3 separate regions of the Homo sapiens genome follow, and regions 1 and 3 are each linked to region 2. Evidence: chromatin loops called from intact Hi-C (ENCODE). Cell type or tissue: mammary epithelial cell. All regions are shown on one strand.

The links. Hi-C counts contacts between places; a loop is a spot of excess contacts. Peaks named below come from ENCODE experiments on the same cell type or tissue, not always from the same donor. Only the 100,000 strongest peaks of a DNase experiment are listed, where the experiment ranks them.
Region 1: it touches region 2 in a loop (4-fold over the local background); 2 of 110 quality-filtered maps call a loop at or near these places.
Region 3: it touches region 2 in a loop (6-fold over the local background); 7 of 110 quality-filtered maps call a loop at or near these places.

The regions. Positions count from the first base shown.
Region 1 is chr12:127,228,950-127,233,949 of GRCh38, forward strand. No RefSeq gene overlaps it. Among named protein-coding and RNA genes, the nearest start is that of LINC02376, 53 kb to the right of the region's middle. In mammary epithelial cell, no CTCF peak of the experiment used is centred here; a DNase peak (open chromatin) is centred at 2,082; H3K27ac peaks cover 3,039 bases.
Region 2 is chr12:127,106,610-127,111,609 of GRCh38, forward strand. The region is part of intron 1 of LOC107984449; the gene reads left to right. Among named protein-coding and RNA genes, the nearest start is that of LINC02405, 49 kb to the left of the region's middle. In mammary epithelial cell, a CTCF peak has its summit at 2,180 (motif pointing right); DNase peaks (open chromatin) are centred at 1,332 and 2,192; H3K27ac peaks cover 1,088 bases.
Region 3 is chr12:127,271,164-127,276,163 of GRCh38, forward strand. LINC02376 (long intergenic non-protein coding RNA 2376) reads right to left here. Exons shown (of 4, transcript NR_146537.1): 3 at 4,286-4,411; 4 at 3,108-3,358. Among named protein-coding and RNA genes, the nearest start is that of LINC02376, 11 kb to the right of the region's middle. In mammary epithelial cell, no CTCF peak of the experiment used is centred here; DNase peaks (open chromatin) are centred at 1,898 and 2,618; H3K27ac peaks cover 2,773 bases.

The DNA.
Region 1 (5,000 bases), 120 kb after region 2:
TCAACAGCTTTGCCAGGCTGGGTTCTCCCTCTAGGGTCTTGCAAGGCAGAAATCAAGGTATTGGCAAGGTGGCATTCCTCACTGAAGGCCTTGGGGAAGAATCTTCTTCCCAGCTTATTCAGGATGTTGGCAAAATTAATGTCCTTCTCATGTTTTCCACGTGACCTCTGCGTCTTCAAGCCAGCAAGGACACATTTAATCCTTCTCATGCTTCAAATCTCTCTGATTTCCTCATCCTCTCTCAGCCAAGAGAAAGCTCTGCTTTTAAGGGCTTTTGTGATGACATTGAGCCCACCTGGATAAGCCAGAGTTATCTCCCTATTCCATGGTCACCTAATTAGTAATCTTAATTATATCTGCAAAGTCATTCTTGCCATATAAGGTGACATCTTCAAAGGTGAGATGTGGAGGGAAAAGGTCAGAGAGAATAAAATTCTGCCAACCATAAGAAGATACTGGACATTTACACTTCATGTAAAATTTCTGAATTTTTAATTATTGGCTAATAATTCAAAAAAATTTTTTTTACCAGTTTTTTATCTAGAGGGTCTACTTGTTGCATCTAGACATACTTCGCAGTACAACCTCTGCTTCAAAATACATTGACACCAGTTGAATCCTAAATAAAAATGCCAATTTGGGTACTGAAATCACATGTCAGTGCTTGGGCTTAGGGGTTGGTATTATCTCAGGAGCATAACACAGTAAAGATCTCAGCATTTCACTGTCCAGGGCAGCACAGTGGGGGCTGCAGCTGCTGCTCCATAGAGTCATTCAGGGCCCCAGGCTCTTTTTTTTATATATACATATATATGTGTATATGTATATATACAAGTGGAGCATCCGCCCCTCTTGTTATCTTTACTTTAACCTCTGCTCCTAGACCAGGGTCTGGGAATGGTAGGCATTCAATAATCAATTAATTATCTTAGCTGATGAATAATCAGTGATTAATGAATATGCCTCATAAATTCTCTTATATTTATTGTCAAACTCTGCTTTTTTCCTTAAAGTTGCCAACCAGTCTGATTTTTCAAGAGAAGCCAAGTATCAAAGTTTTTAAAAATAAAATCCCACAATGTTAAAATAGAAGTGGCAAAATAAATTTTTATATTTACATGTGTGCAATTTCTTTATATTTGCAATTCCTTGGGATTTCTTGTTTGTGATTTGATGCTTTTTTGTTTTATTCCAAAGCAATGTGGCTATAATATTTAATATAATTCTCATTGCAGGAAACAAGAGTCATTCATTCACAAGATTCACTTAATATCTGTAGGAAGGGAGTTATTAGTGAACATCAAAGAGAATTGTCAGAAGTGAGGAAGGGGTTCTAATCTGAGCTTTTAAGGACAATTCTGAAAAGGATTCTGTGTCATCCAGGGAAGAGACTCTCATAGGCTCTGCCATACCTGAGAAGCTTCCCCAGCTAGTCTCAGAAGGGTTGCCATGTTTCTACCACTCACATCAAAAAAAAAAAAAAAATGAGCAAGGAGATGATGGCCATCAATTTTCTCATGTATTCAGCTTCCATATTAAAAACTCTCACACTTGCCACTCAAAATTATATGCTAATCTGTGAAGAAAAAGTAGACACAGCAGGCCCAAGACTGCTATTGAAACTGCCATTGCAAAATTATAACTGAAACAGTGAAAGAAATCAGACCTGACCAAGTCCATCTTACTTCTAGCCTCCAAGCTGTCCTTGTTCATTCCTAAGCATAGGCTGAACTAACTCTGGGAGGAACTTTGTTTATAGTTTATAGTATAAACCGAAGACAATAACGGCCCTTTCCCAAAACAAACCCCCTTCTTACCTGGGGACTAGACTGCCTTTTTAGGACTCACACATTAGCCAAAAGATGAGAAGTTACGGTTTAGGAGTCATGCAGCTAGAGGCCACAAGATTCTGACCCTACCCGAATTGCTCCTGGGGATAACATCACTATTGTGAAACCTAAGACCAGTGCTTGAGGTATTTTGCAGACCCTATACGTGATGGATCAGCTGGCACCACTCAAGTCAATAAACTGGCTCATCTGATATTGTGGCTCCCACCCAGGAACTGACTCAGCACAAGAGGACAGCTTCAACTCCGTATGATTTCATCTCTGACCAAACCAATTGGCATTCTTGACTCACTGACTTCCTCTCGCCCACGAAGTTATCCTTAAAAACTCTGATCCACGAATGCTCAGGGAGACTGATTTGAGTAATAATAAAGCTCCAGCCTCCCACATAGCCAGGTCTGTGTGAATTACCCTTTCTCTACTGGAATTCCCCTGTTTTGATAAATCAGCTCTGTCTAGGTAGCGGGCAAAGTGGACCCTTTGGGCAGTTACACTATCCTTAGAGATGGCGGCTCGAGATGCTTCTCCATTGGCTGGCATCTGGTAACCTGGATTTTGGGTAGGTACTCACATTCTCAAAACTGATACAAGGGGCTTACCTTGCCTAAACAACATGGTCCTCGTGATAGAGACACTAGACAGGGAAATTCTGGGCAGAAAAGGGCAGGTCTCTGGCAAGGGCCCCACTCTCAAGCCTGGAACTGTGGGCCAAAATGAGAAGATGCATTCCTATTTTTAGTGAAGTAAGTGAAGTGAGTAAGTGAAGTTTGCCTCTGCCGTCACCGAAGTGGCCAACTAGCTCCAGCGCCCACACTCCAGTTCCTGTCCATGAAGGGGACAGGGAAAATGTTCTGCTTCACTTGCTGAATTCCTGCTTTCCTTCCAGGAGTCTGGAATTTTGCTGCGCGCCGGGCAGAGGGTTCCTATGTAACTGGCTTCCATGTGCTTGAATGTTGCCTTTTCCAAAACCACCCATGGCCTGCCCCACCCCATATCCTGTGCCATAAAAACCCCAGGTTCCACCTGCAGAGAGTGGAGGAGAAGAGGATAAGCAGCTGGACGTTGGAGACTACAATTTGATGATGGAGAGAAGCAGCTTGACTTCAGAGGGATTGCCTGACGGCATTGCTTCTGAACGGAGTCTGGGGGAGGAACACCTTCCCACTCCATCCCCTTTCCAGCTCTCCTTCCTGAGAGCCACTTTCATCAACAATAAATCCTCCCCATTCACCACCCTTCAGTTCATTCATGCGACCTGATTTTTCCTGGACACTGAATAAGAGCTTGGCTGCCACGGATGTGAATGCTAAAGGCTGTCACAGTGACTCTCTGGCCTTGCTGGTGGAGAGCAACCACTTCATGTGAAAAGGCAGAGGGCCCACTGAACTGTTTAACACTTAAGCCATCCATGGACAGCAAGGCCAAAAGAGAGCACTGTAACACACGCCCTCCAGGGCTTCGAGGGTGGTGGGTATCCCCCTAGATACTGCCGCAGGCCCTGCATGGAGTTTTGTTCCTGCTGGTGCCCAAAGGCACTCACCCCACCTCCTGCGCCCACTCACCTGCATGCTGCCTCTCATAAGGGGTTGAAGCAATGGGTTTGAGTAAGTGAAGTTTGTCCCTGCTGTCACCGAAGTGACCAGCTAGCTCCAGCACCCACACTCCAGTTCCCGTCCATGAAGGAGTCAGGAAAAATGTCTGCTTCACTTGCTGAATTGCTGCTTTCCTTCTAGGAGTCTGGAATTTTGCTGCATGCCGGGCAGAGGGGTCCTATGTAACTGGCTTCCAATACAAGCCCTGGGCATTGAATTTCCAATGGAACTAGCGTAGATAATATTTCAAGTGTGTAGTCATGATTTGAGGCTGGGGGAACGAAGAGTGTCTTGAGTGTCTTGTAGTCACAATTTGAGGCTGGAGGAATTAAAAGTGTTTACTACAAAGAGAGAAGACTCTTCAAAATTTTAGCCTGGTTTTCTCTGGACTTCACCACATGGGCCGTTTCCTCTTGCTGATTTTGCTTGTATCCATAATAAATCATAGCTGGAGGTAAAACTTATATGCTGAGTCCTGTGATGCCTCCTAGAAAATCACCAAACCTAAGAGTAGACCTCCAATGCAATATCCTTATTGCGGGAAGCCTGGGAGATGTAGGTTATTTGTTTGTTTTTCTATTCCGTATTGCAGAGTTGGGTTTAAATATGGAGTACTATCAATACATATAGTGAATGTGTGGCTCACATTGATATAGGTCATAAAATCTGATTCCCTTTTGTTCCGGGTATTCATTTAGACTGCATTTTCCATCCTCCAATGTAGTACGGTGGGCCTTGTGACTGGGGTCTGATGAATGAAGTTGGGGTGAGGAGTCATGCCTATTACTCCCAGGTTTGGACCATAATATCCTCCCATGTGATCAATCTGTGCTCCAGCTGTGCTCTTACCCATGCACTGGCCAGATGTGTAAGTTCTAGCTGAGGTCTGCCAGGATACAGGATGGTGGAGCCATGTGATGGAAGGAGCTTGGGCCTCTGAGTGACTATGCAGAGCAGAGTGATGGTTGCATCTCCCTTTCTAACCCACAGCAAATTAGATGCTATCTTAACCTTTTGGATTAAGCCCCTGGGATCTGAGGATTTGTCTATTCCTGTATTTCACGTTTTCCTAACTAATTCAGAAAAGTCCTGGGTAATAGATAGATACTCCCTAAGTGAACAATACAAACTCCATTTCATTAAAACTTCATTCCCTGAAGAAACAGGAAAACTCCATAAGCCTTAAAAAAACAATTTCCATCACTTCTAAATTCAGTCTATTATACTTCAAAACAATGTACAGTGTGCGGTCTTTATAATGACACTGTGACATTTGTGGTGATGTTAATATTTCTGAATTGGGATTCACTAAAAAACAAACAAACAAAAAAATAGGTTCCAGAATGTAATTGGTTAAATAGTAAACAATGTTTCTAACCAAATTTTCTTCAAAAGCATTGTAAAAATCTATAAAGTACACCAAACTTCATTTATTACTTGCTTTATTACATATTGAAATGTTTGCATATTTAAAACCTTACATGTCAGATTAAATAGTTTATTCTTTGTGGATCATTTGTTTTATTGTGTGTTAAGGTAAGAAAAGGCAAAAAAATCT
Region 2 (5,000 bases):
GAAACAAGAACATACTGGAAGGAAAAGTTCTGAGAGTAGGAAACTGAGATTGCAGGCCTGCTATCCTAAAAGAACTGTTTATAGCAGGAATTTCCAGGAAGTTTGGAGAAATGTCTGAATTTCTGGGACTCAATTGCAGCACTTGCTTAACAATAAACATTGCCTTCTTTTCTGTGTCTTTTCCCATGCTGAGGTATCTCTGGGGATTGGGGTATGTTACTGAGACTTTGGCATTGCTGAGTTTTTTCTATGCTGTTTCCAGGATCCTTTTATGCTCATGTTGCATTTGTGTGTGTGATAGTGTAGTAGATGGGCAGCCAGGGCTAAGTCAACACATTTATTTCAGTTTCTTCATTTCAGAGACAGTCTTTTATTTGAACAATGAAAAGTAAATAGAAACCAGGCAACTTTTTTGGAGCCACATTAATATATTTTTTCTCATGAGGTTTCATTGTGAGTCTAATAACTGTGTAGAGATTCACGACTCCAGCAATTAGCTTCTGGATATTTCTTTCAATCTGATAGTGTAGTTTGCCTGGCAGTCAGATCGATAGCTTGGGGGTTGAATGCAGCCTTCAATTACTTCTACCTGAAGACCTGATCTTCAATTCTACAGTGCTGATTAGTGTATGTATTTCATTAGAACATTAGTGCTTAAAATTCACATTCATCACGGCAGTGCCTGGCTGTCCACAGGTTAAGAAGGGGAACGGAAGGCAAAGCTTAGAAAGAAACCCTTATCTTGACTTGACTTGAGTCCACATCTCTCAACTGTCTTCCATGTTTTTTTTTTTTTTTGTTTTGTTTTTGAAATGGCGTCTCGCTCTGTCACCCAGGCTGGAGTGCAGTGGCGTGATCTTAGCTCACTGCAAGCTCTGCCTTCTGGGTTCACGCCATTCTCCTGCCTCAGCCTCCCAAGTAACTGGGACTACAGGCACCTGCCCCCAAGCCCAGCTAGTTTTTGTATGTTTAGCAGAGACAGGGTTTCACCATGTTAGCCAGAATGGTCTGGATCTCCTGACCCCATGATCCACCTGCCTCGGCATCCCAAAGTGCTGGAATTACAGGTGTGAGCCACTACCCCTGGCCCTTCCATGGTTTTCAATACATCCATCTGATCACTGATATTTAAGTCCCACAATACATTCTCCGTGGAGTTGCTGGAGGGATCACTTAGAAAAATAAATCAAGCATCATCTCTCCTCCGCTTGAAACCCTCCAGAGCCTTCTCCTTTTGATTAGAACAAAATTCAAACACCAGCCTCGGGGCATGAGCTGACTTGTTCTTTCATCTTGTATCACCATCTTCCCCTTTGCTCCTTACCTCTCAGTACACTGGCATCTTCATGTGTGCCAACCACAATGAGTCATTTTAGACTGGGATTAGAACAAAACTTCAATGACAGCCCAGCTCCCCTCTCAGCACTTAAGTCTTCTGGGCACAGGTGTAACATTTTACTTTCTTTTTTCTCTTTTCTGGCATGTTTCCTACTCTTGTACCTTACACAAGTTTTCTAAATTCAGAATACAAGTGGAATACGGCGTGTAGTAAAATTGCCCTTGAAAACCTCTTAGAATAACTCTAAAGTATATGGTGCAAAGGGTTTTGTTGCATACATAAGATGTTCCCTGTAATAACTATGCCTCATGAGGGATGAAAGTTACCAAGATACAACAAAGAAAACAGAAAAGCTACAAGCAGACATTTGTAAAATCAAACCATTCTTCCTTTCACATCACTATCAAATCTTTAGCTGTCAATGAGTGATGGTAAAAATCCCCAGGAGTCTCAGCCTGCTTTCAGGATTTACTTATTTTCCTTTAACACTTTTAGAGCCTAAGTACATGTTCATAGATTTCCTTGTTGTTAGTATTAAATGAGATCCCAGGGTAACACCTCACCCACGGATTAAGTATTCATTCCAGCTAATAAATGCACTTGTGATGTTGCAATACGCTCTATAGAAGATGCTCAACACAGGTGGAGCAGGAAGTTTTGGCCAAACATCAGGATTTTCAAAATAAAGTAACAGACCAAAATGCAGATTTTCAAAGGAATGTCTGAAAATTTGTTCAATAATGCCTAATGCTCTTCAACCTTTTTAAAAACATAAAAAATGTCAGGAGGAGGGAGCAGATGGGGAAATCATGGGTTTCAAAAGAGAGGAGATATTACCACCAGGTGGCAGGAGCGCACCCGTGGTTATCCACTGAACTCTAGCATAGCTACAGACAGAGGAGGTCCCTCACAGCACCAGCTGGTCCAGAGGCTGTGGTGTGTGGCCCATCACCCAGATAAAAAGGAGGAGAAGGGAACTCCTGGGTTAGGTGAGACTCACCTGTCCAGGTGATGTTGTCCTGCAGCCCAGTAGGGAGTCTCTGGGTCAGAGACCTCCAAAGGGCAAGAGCCATCTGGTGGGCTTTAGAGCTCCTAAGTTTGTCGTTATCTATGACTAGCAGATGTTGGATGCAGTTTGCAACGTATACAAAGCAGGACAGTTCTAAATGGTTAAATACCAGCTATGTTGGAAACAGTTGGATGCGTAAAAATTTGAATCTGGCTCTGGTATGCTTTTAAATGCTAATGTGTCCCAGGCTGCTGTGAAGATGGACACAACCTAGGGGCCAATATCCAGATGCCATTGTAAAAAAATGGAGGAGATTGTAAAGAAAAAAACAAACAACTCCTCGATGAGCTCTGTAGTTCCTAAAGTGGGGAGAAAGGGGAGATGCTACTTGCTTTATTTACTGCTTGATGGACCCTTGAAGAGCTCGAAACAGGAAGACACCATGGATTGTGATATGATCCCTGCCCCAGAGATATGCAGGTCTTAAGGAGGCCTCGTTACCTGTCTGGTGGCAGAGCTGTCTGGGGGCTGCTCTGTGAGGAGAGACCTGGGTGCTCAGAGTGCCCCAAAACTAAGAAGGCCATGTGTACCTGTACTCCAGGTGTGCCCAGTTCTAAGGAAGCTAGGTCTCTTATTGCCCAAATAGGGAGACTTTTGAAAGTGAACAGGAGAATATTAATAATTATGCCAAGACACCAGAAATTGCCTGAGACAGTTTTGGGAAAACTGGAATGGATGTCACCCTACACATGCAGCATGGAAAACCAAGCTGGAGCCTTTGTGAGCGAGCATCTATGTGGGGTGGTTGGCAGGATGAATAGAAGCAGGCAAGGAATTGGGGGCAGTAAAAGCAAATTATTCCTGAACCAGAGGAATTATCACTGGGGTCCAGCAGGGAACCATTGAGAAATATGTGAAAGTACCCATAAGAGAAAGCAGCAGCCTCTACTAAGGCCAGAGAGTAAAGCCAGCTTGGGAAGTTAGTGATGCCTCTAGGATCTTTACTGTCCCCTCCCTCTTTTCTCTCTTATTCAACCCCTGGAAGGTGTGAAACTGACGGACAGGCTGATGGAAGGGTGGGTGTGGGAAGAGAAGAAAGAGAGAATGGTTATCTTAATAAATGCTGAAAAACACACATCATTGACCAAAAAAATGTTGAGAAAATAAAAATGGTGGGTATAGACTTTAATTTTTTTTTTTTTTTGAGACAGAGTCTCGCTCTGTCATGCAGGCTGGAGTGCAGTGGTGTGATCTTGGCTCACTGCAATCTCTGCCTCCCGGGTTCAAGCGATTCTCCTGCCTCAGCCTCCCAAGTAGCTGGGACTACAGGTGCGCACCACCACACCTGACTAATTTTTTTATTTTTAGTAGAGACAGGGTTTCACCATGTTGGCCTGGCTGGTCTTGAACTCCTGACCTCGTGATCCACCTGCCTTGGCCTACCGAAGTGCTGTGATTACAAACATGAGCCACCGCGCCCAGCCATAGACTTTAATATTAAAAGCCAATAGTTTACATAATGAGGGGACCCTAGAAGGACCTCCACCAAGATCATTAACAAAGCAAGAATATGAACAAATTTCACTATTATTTCACAATGTTCTTGAGGAACTAGTTAGGGCAATTAGACAAAAGGAAACAATTTGGACATAAAGACTGAGATGAAGATATAAAACTCCATAAGCAGAGAACCTGATCATACATCTAGAGGATCAATGATAAAACTAACAAAAACACTACAGGATTTCAGCAAGACAGCAATGTACAACATTAACATACAAAAATCAATAGCATTTGTAGACACAAATATTCACCAGTTAGAAGATAAAATGAATCCATGGATCTCATTTATTACGGCAACAAGAAACAAACAATACATTTAAGGATAAATACACCAGAAATGTTTGAAGCCAACAAGCAGAAAAGTATAAAACTCTCCTGAAGATAAGAGGAGGTTTGAATAGCTATGTTCTTCCTTGTTCTAGATAGGGCATCTTTACATCACTGATATTTCAATTCTCTCTGACTTAATGTATAACTTTAATGCCACCTCAATAAAAATTGTAATGAACATTTTCTTGGAGCTATACAAGCTGATATTAAAATTTATATAGCAAAAGAAATAAACCAGAATAACCAGGAAAGTCCGAAATGCAAGTCTGGAAGGGAACTAGTCATGCCAGGTACTAAATCAAAGGGGGCAGTGAGGATCTGGTGCAGAAACAACCTGATCAATGGGACAGGACAGGGAGTCTCAAAATAGCCATAACTGCATATAAACATCTAGTATATGGTTACCACAGTATTCAATTCAAGGGGGCAAAATAGAGACTTTTTAATAAATGGTGTTGGAATAAATTATAGTTATTTGTTCAAAGAGTTATAATTTTATGCATTCCTTACACCATGCACTAGATGATCCTCCAAATGGATTAGACTGAAATGGAAAGAAAAAAAGGGTGAATTCCTATATCATCTGGGTCTAGGTAAAATTTTTTCAACTATGACCAAGTTCCACATGTAACTGAAAAATTAAAAACTTGACTCTCTCTCTATATATATATATTTTACTTTCATGGCAAAAATAATCCATTATGAGGAACATAAAAAGACAAATAATAAACAGGAAAAAATATTGATGATATATATTAC
Region 3 (5,000 bases), 160 kb after region 2:
AATGTCTCTTTATTTCAACCACCCAAGGAGGGTTGTGTCCAGCTTGGATTGTGGCTGGAATTTCCAACTCTTTCCATTTACAATTCGACCCACAAGAGTCTCTGTAGTATCAAAACCCTTCCAGGATGTGGGATGTATAATATCACAATATCTGGAAGCCAGTATGTGTATAAATATATGAATGACTGTATTTATACTACATATATACTGTGTGTGTGTATATATATGTATATATAAATAAAACATGCATATATAGTATAAATACTATATTATATATACAGTATGGTATAATAGTATATATACACATGCTGTATGTATATATATATACTATCAGTGTGTGCATATATATACTATACCATATATCTACATAGTGCTACATATACATTATTATACTAAATATATATATATTTAGTAAACCAAACAGGATTTCTGCTCTAACAGCAATAAAGACAATTTTTCCCCCCAGATGGCACAGGCTTCTGTTTAGTGCTAGTTAACATTTGAATTAATAATTAGCAAAACATGAATAATCATTTCATTCATGAGGACAGAGTCTTGTCCCATGATCACAATGTCAGGCTGTGTATCGCCACCTCATTAACTCCAGGGCGACCAGCCCGCACCTCAGAAAGCAAGATGCATCCGTCAAGAGTCGCACCTCCATGGAAGGCGTGTTGCTAATGTGAAATGTGCAGATCGTGGGGCTCCATTAATCACTAGGTCAGAGTCATGGCACAGCAGGTTCAATGCCCCACAGCTATTCCTCAGTCACAGTCTAAGGAGCTCTGCACGTGAGGGAGCGCAACGGCAATGACAGAGCATTGTTGCCTGCTTCCCTCAACACTGCCTACCGCAGTGCTTCATCTCTGCACGTGGCCCTCAATCCTGCTCTGGGCTGAGGCCTCTTTGTGAAAAATGAACAGCAAAGGTTTCTCACCTCCTGGAGAAGAGGAGAGTGAGATATTCTTAAGGCCTATGTGAGGATGCAGAGTGTGGGCTCCTTCCCTGCATCACGCTGTCCTCGACGACCAATAAAAAAGGTGCTATGGCTCTCAGGGCAAAGAGGTGCAAAGTTCTAATGAAAGATTTGAGAAGAAAAAAATGTCTCCAAGCCGTGGTTCTTAATCTGGTGCAATGTTGTCCCCCCAGGGGGCATTTGACAATTTCAGAGGTATTTTTCTTTGTCCCAGCTGGTGGCAGGACATCTAGTGGGTTGAAGCCAGCATGATGAAACATGCTACATTGCACAGAGCAGCCCCACAGCAAAGAATCATCCACTCCATATGTCAATAGTGCTGAGCTGAAAAACCGTCTCTGAAGAAGAATAGAGAAACCAGGGAAGAGCCACTTAATTGGGAGCATCACACCTGTCCAGTCCCCACCATGGACTCTCCTGGGACTCCAGCAAGTGCTGTGAATCTCTCCCCTAGAATCCACCACCATCATCCCATTCATTGACTTGGTGGGCCTACTCATATTCCTAAACAGGACATTTGTACTTTTACTCTCCTGCTCAATGTCACAATGACCCTCACCCCTGCTGTCTGAAGGGCTCAAGCATGGAGTAAAACATCTCCTGTTGCCTCAAAGCTCCCAGCTTTGTTTCTTGTTGCTTCCCTGCAATAGTCATTGGTTTGTGGCTTGTACTGTTATCTGACCATGCTCACTCAAGACTCAGTGCCATGCTCATGCTCTTCTTCTGCCAAGATTAGAGCCTTTCCTGTCCTATGACTGTCTGTCATAGTCCTGCTTAGTCCTTGACTTCTGCATGAGGCCTTTTCTGACTACTTCAACCCATGATCAATCCACTTCTCTCTCTCCTCATTCCTATTAAGTCATGCATGCCACAACCAAGCTGAAGTCCAGGATTTGTAAGTCTAATGCCTCCTGGGTGAGCTGTACGCCCACAGCAATGGGGATGAGAACATAGGAAGTTGAAGAGGTGAGGCCACATTGAGGAATGAGGGCCTGTGATATCTACTGTTTTATGATGACTAGTGGTGACACACAGTGGGCCACTGGCCAGGGTACTTGGCGCCAATGCCTTCTGCAGACTGGCTTCAAGGGGAAATCCTGTCACAAGGAGTAAGTCATGGGGGAAAATAAGGTGGCTTTTTTCTATTGGCTATTCCCCATTGGTTGAGTTTACACATAAGGTGTCACCCCTGCACAGTTTCTGGTTGCAACAACCCACTTCTTTTTATGCTTCTGAGGATGCCTGATTATACTCCAGACTCTCCAGGTGGTGTGGAGTTGTATCCAAGTTCAGTAATGTCAGCAAGCCCCTGGCGATGTGGCTGGTTGGTCTGCATGTGCAGTGACAGCTCAGGGCAATGACCATATTGGCTTTTAGGAGCCACTGTCCAGAAAGCACATGATTGCCCCAGTGATCTGAAGGCATCCACAAATTTGTACCAGATGCTGTAGATATGTGGGGGAAACATGTTCCCCTCTACGTGGGGTTAATCTTAATAAGGAGGTGCTCCGGCTCACCACACTCATAAAATGTACTTAACCTGTGCAAAACCCTAGGAGTTGGCAATATGACTTTCCCCATTTTATTGGCGAGATTACAGGGACTCAGACATAGGGTTTTTACATGGTGAGTCAGGTAACCTCTGCTCAAACAAGGATTTAGACTAAGGTGTTTCTGGCTCCTGAGCCCTCCCTCCTAACTGTCTCTCATGCATGCATCTTTGTGCTGTTCTGCTTTAGTAGTTTAGGATGGATTCATCAGAATGGAATTACTGAGTTTTTGTGCCTGTGTACATAACATTTTTTTTTTTTGAGACAGAGTCACCATGCTGGAGTGCAGTGGCATGATCTCAGCTCAAACTGCAACCTTCGTCTCCCAGGTTCAAGAGATTCTCCTGCCTCAGTCTCCAAGTAGCTGGAATTATAGGCGCACGCCACCACACCCTACTACTAAATATTTTTGTATTTTTAGTAGAGACGGGGTTTCACCATGTTGGCCAGGATGGTCTTGATCACTTGACCTTGTGATCTCCCCACCTCGGCCTCCCATAGTGCTGGAATTACAGGTATGAACCACCACGCCCAGCCACATAACAGTTTTATAGGTACCACTGCACACACTGATATGACAATTTACATCATCTAACAATGTTTTATTTGCTTTCTGTATGTGTGTGTGCACATGTGTGTGTGTGTTTTCTTGTTTGTTTTATATGACAATGAATTTTCTTTGCTCTAGCAGATGTCTCCTCTCTGGGACATAAGGTGAAGGTCCAGGGGACGGGTGAGGCCGTCCTAACCCAGGTGGTGATGCGTGTGCTCCAGTAGGGCAGGGTCCCCGTCTGACACACTCTCCCCTCCTTCCTTTGCATTTATCCAGTTCCTGGCACACAGATAAAATTCAATAAATATTTTCAGAATAAAACAGCTGATTCTAACAGATAATCTTGGGGGTGACTTCTGTGGGCAAAATGCTTTTTTTTTCCTGGAAGTATTTCCAGAAAAATCCTATGCAGCAAGCCAAAACCCCTCCTTTGGAACTGCATAAGTCAGTCCAGTGGGGCACGATTCTTATAAAGGGATGGCTTCATATTGATCATTCTGAACGTTACAGGGAAGTGACTTTAACTAGAAAGTTGCACATGACCGTGAAGCCTAAATGAGGATGTCAAATCTAGGGAAATAATCTAATTGCAATACAGCATCCGAATCTTTTGGAGACATCAAATTATTGCCCAAGTCCTCTCAAAGCTCTTACAAATATAACTTCATACTTTTGGAAAAAGTCAAACAGAATTAAATGTAGACAAATCGTTAGTTATATATTTGAAAACTCTATTCCTACTATGAAATTAGTAACTTGTTAAGAAGACCAGAGTAGCTGTTAAGTAAAGGAGCCGGCTAGCAATCATTTAATAAGATGATTAAACTCTACTTCTTTGTCACACTTGCTTCTGGGCAAATGGAGTAGACGGGTATGAAATAACAAGACTAGAATCTTTTAGTTGAATATTCCAGATATCAATGAAAAAAATTAATTTAAAACCAACTTACAATGTAGATCAAGTGGATTTGCATACCAATCCAAGGAAAAAACCCTAGTTGTAAATGGCATGCTTAACCATAGGTAAAGAAATGCACAATTAGAAAAGTAATTCAGGGTGAAAAAAATCCGATTTCTGTATCAATGCGCAGATATGGATAAATGACAAAGTTTCCTTCAAAACAGAGCCTTATTTTCGCTCATTGTTCTGTGCAGTTTTCAGAGAAGGAGAGGCAGATTCCCTGATATTCTTCTGGAACCACTCACCTAGCAGAGAAAATTGTTTGCCGGAGTAATGTTCATCAGCTGCTACTCTTCGAAGAGCCAGTGTTGATGCTGCAGCTGCCACAGAAAACCAGGCAGATGTGGTCTCAGCCCTCAGGGCTTCATACTCTGCATAAGATGCAGAAGTAAATAGGAAGTCATTAAAATGAGCAAAAAACAATACGATGGCAAGAGCAAAGTGTGTAGCAAGACAGGGAAGCACCATTAGCTCTGAATCATGTACTCTGCCCCACTATTGACGGGCATCAGAACCTCAGGCAGGTGTCTTCACTTCTCCATGACTCAGTTTCTCCACCATAAAATGAGAGGCACCATATTTTCTACCTCATAGGAGGGGTGTGAAATTTAAGTGAATCAATTATTTGAAATGTGCTTAAAATAGCAGCAAAGATAATCTATTGTATTAGTCAGGGAATCTAAACCTTAGTATTCACAACGTCAAGATGACAATGGCTCGATACGATAAAACTTGTTTTGGTTTGTTTGTGTCTCATTCACCCATTAGTCCACTGTTACTATTCCTAGTCTGAGGGTTTTGGGAGGTGCTGCTTTCTTCCTGGTTCTGGGGAGGTAAGAAAGCTCCTTCCACCCACCAGCCATAGATAAGAGAAGAGGGCAAGGAGGCAGTAAAGCATGGGGTGGGGGGTGGCCCCATGGAAAGTTTTAGGACCCAAGCCTAGAAATAGCAGGCATCACT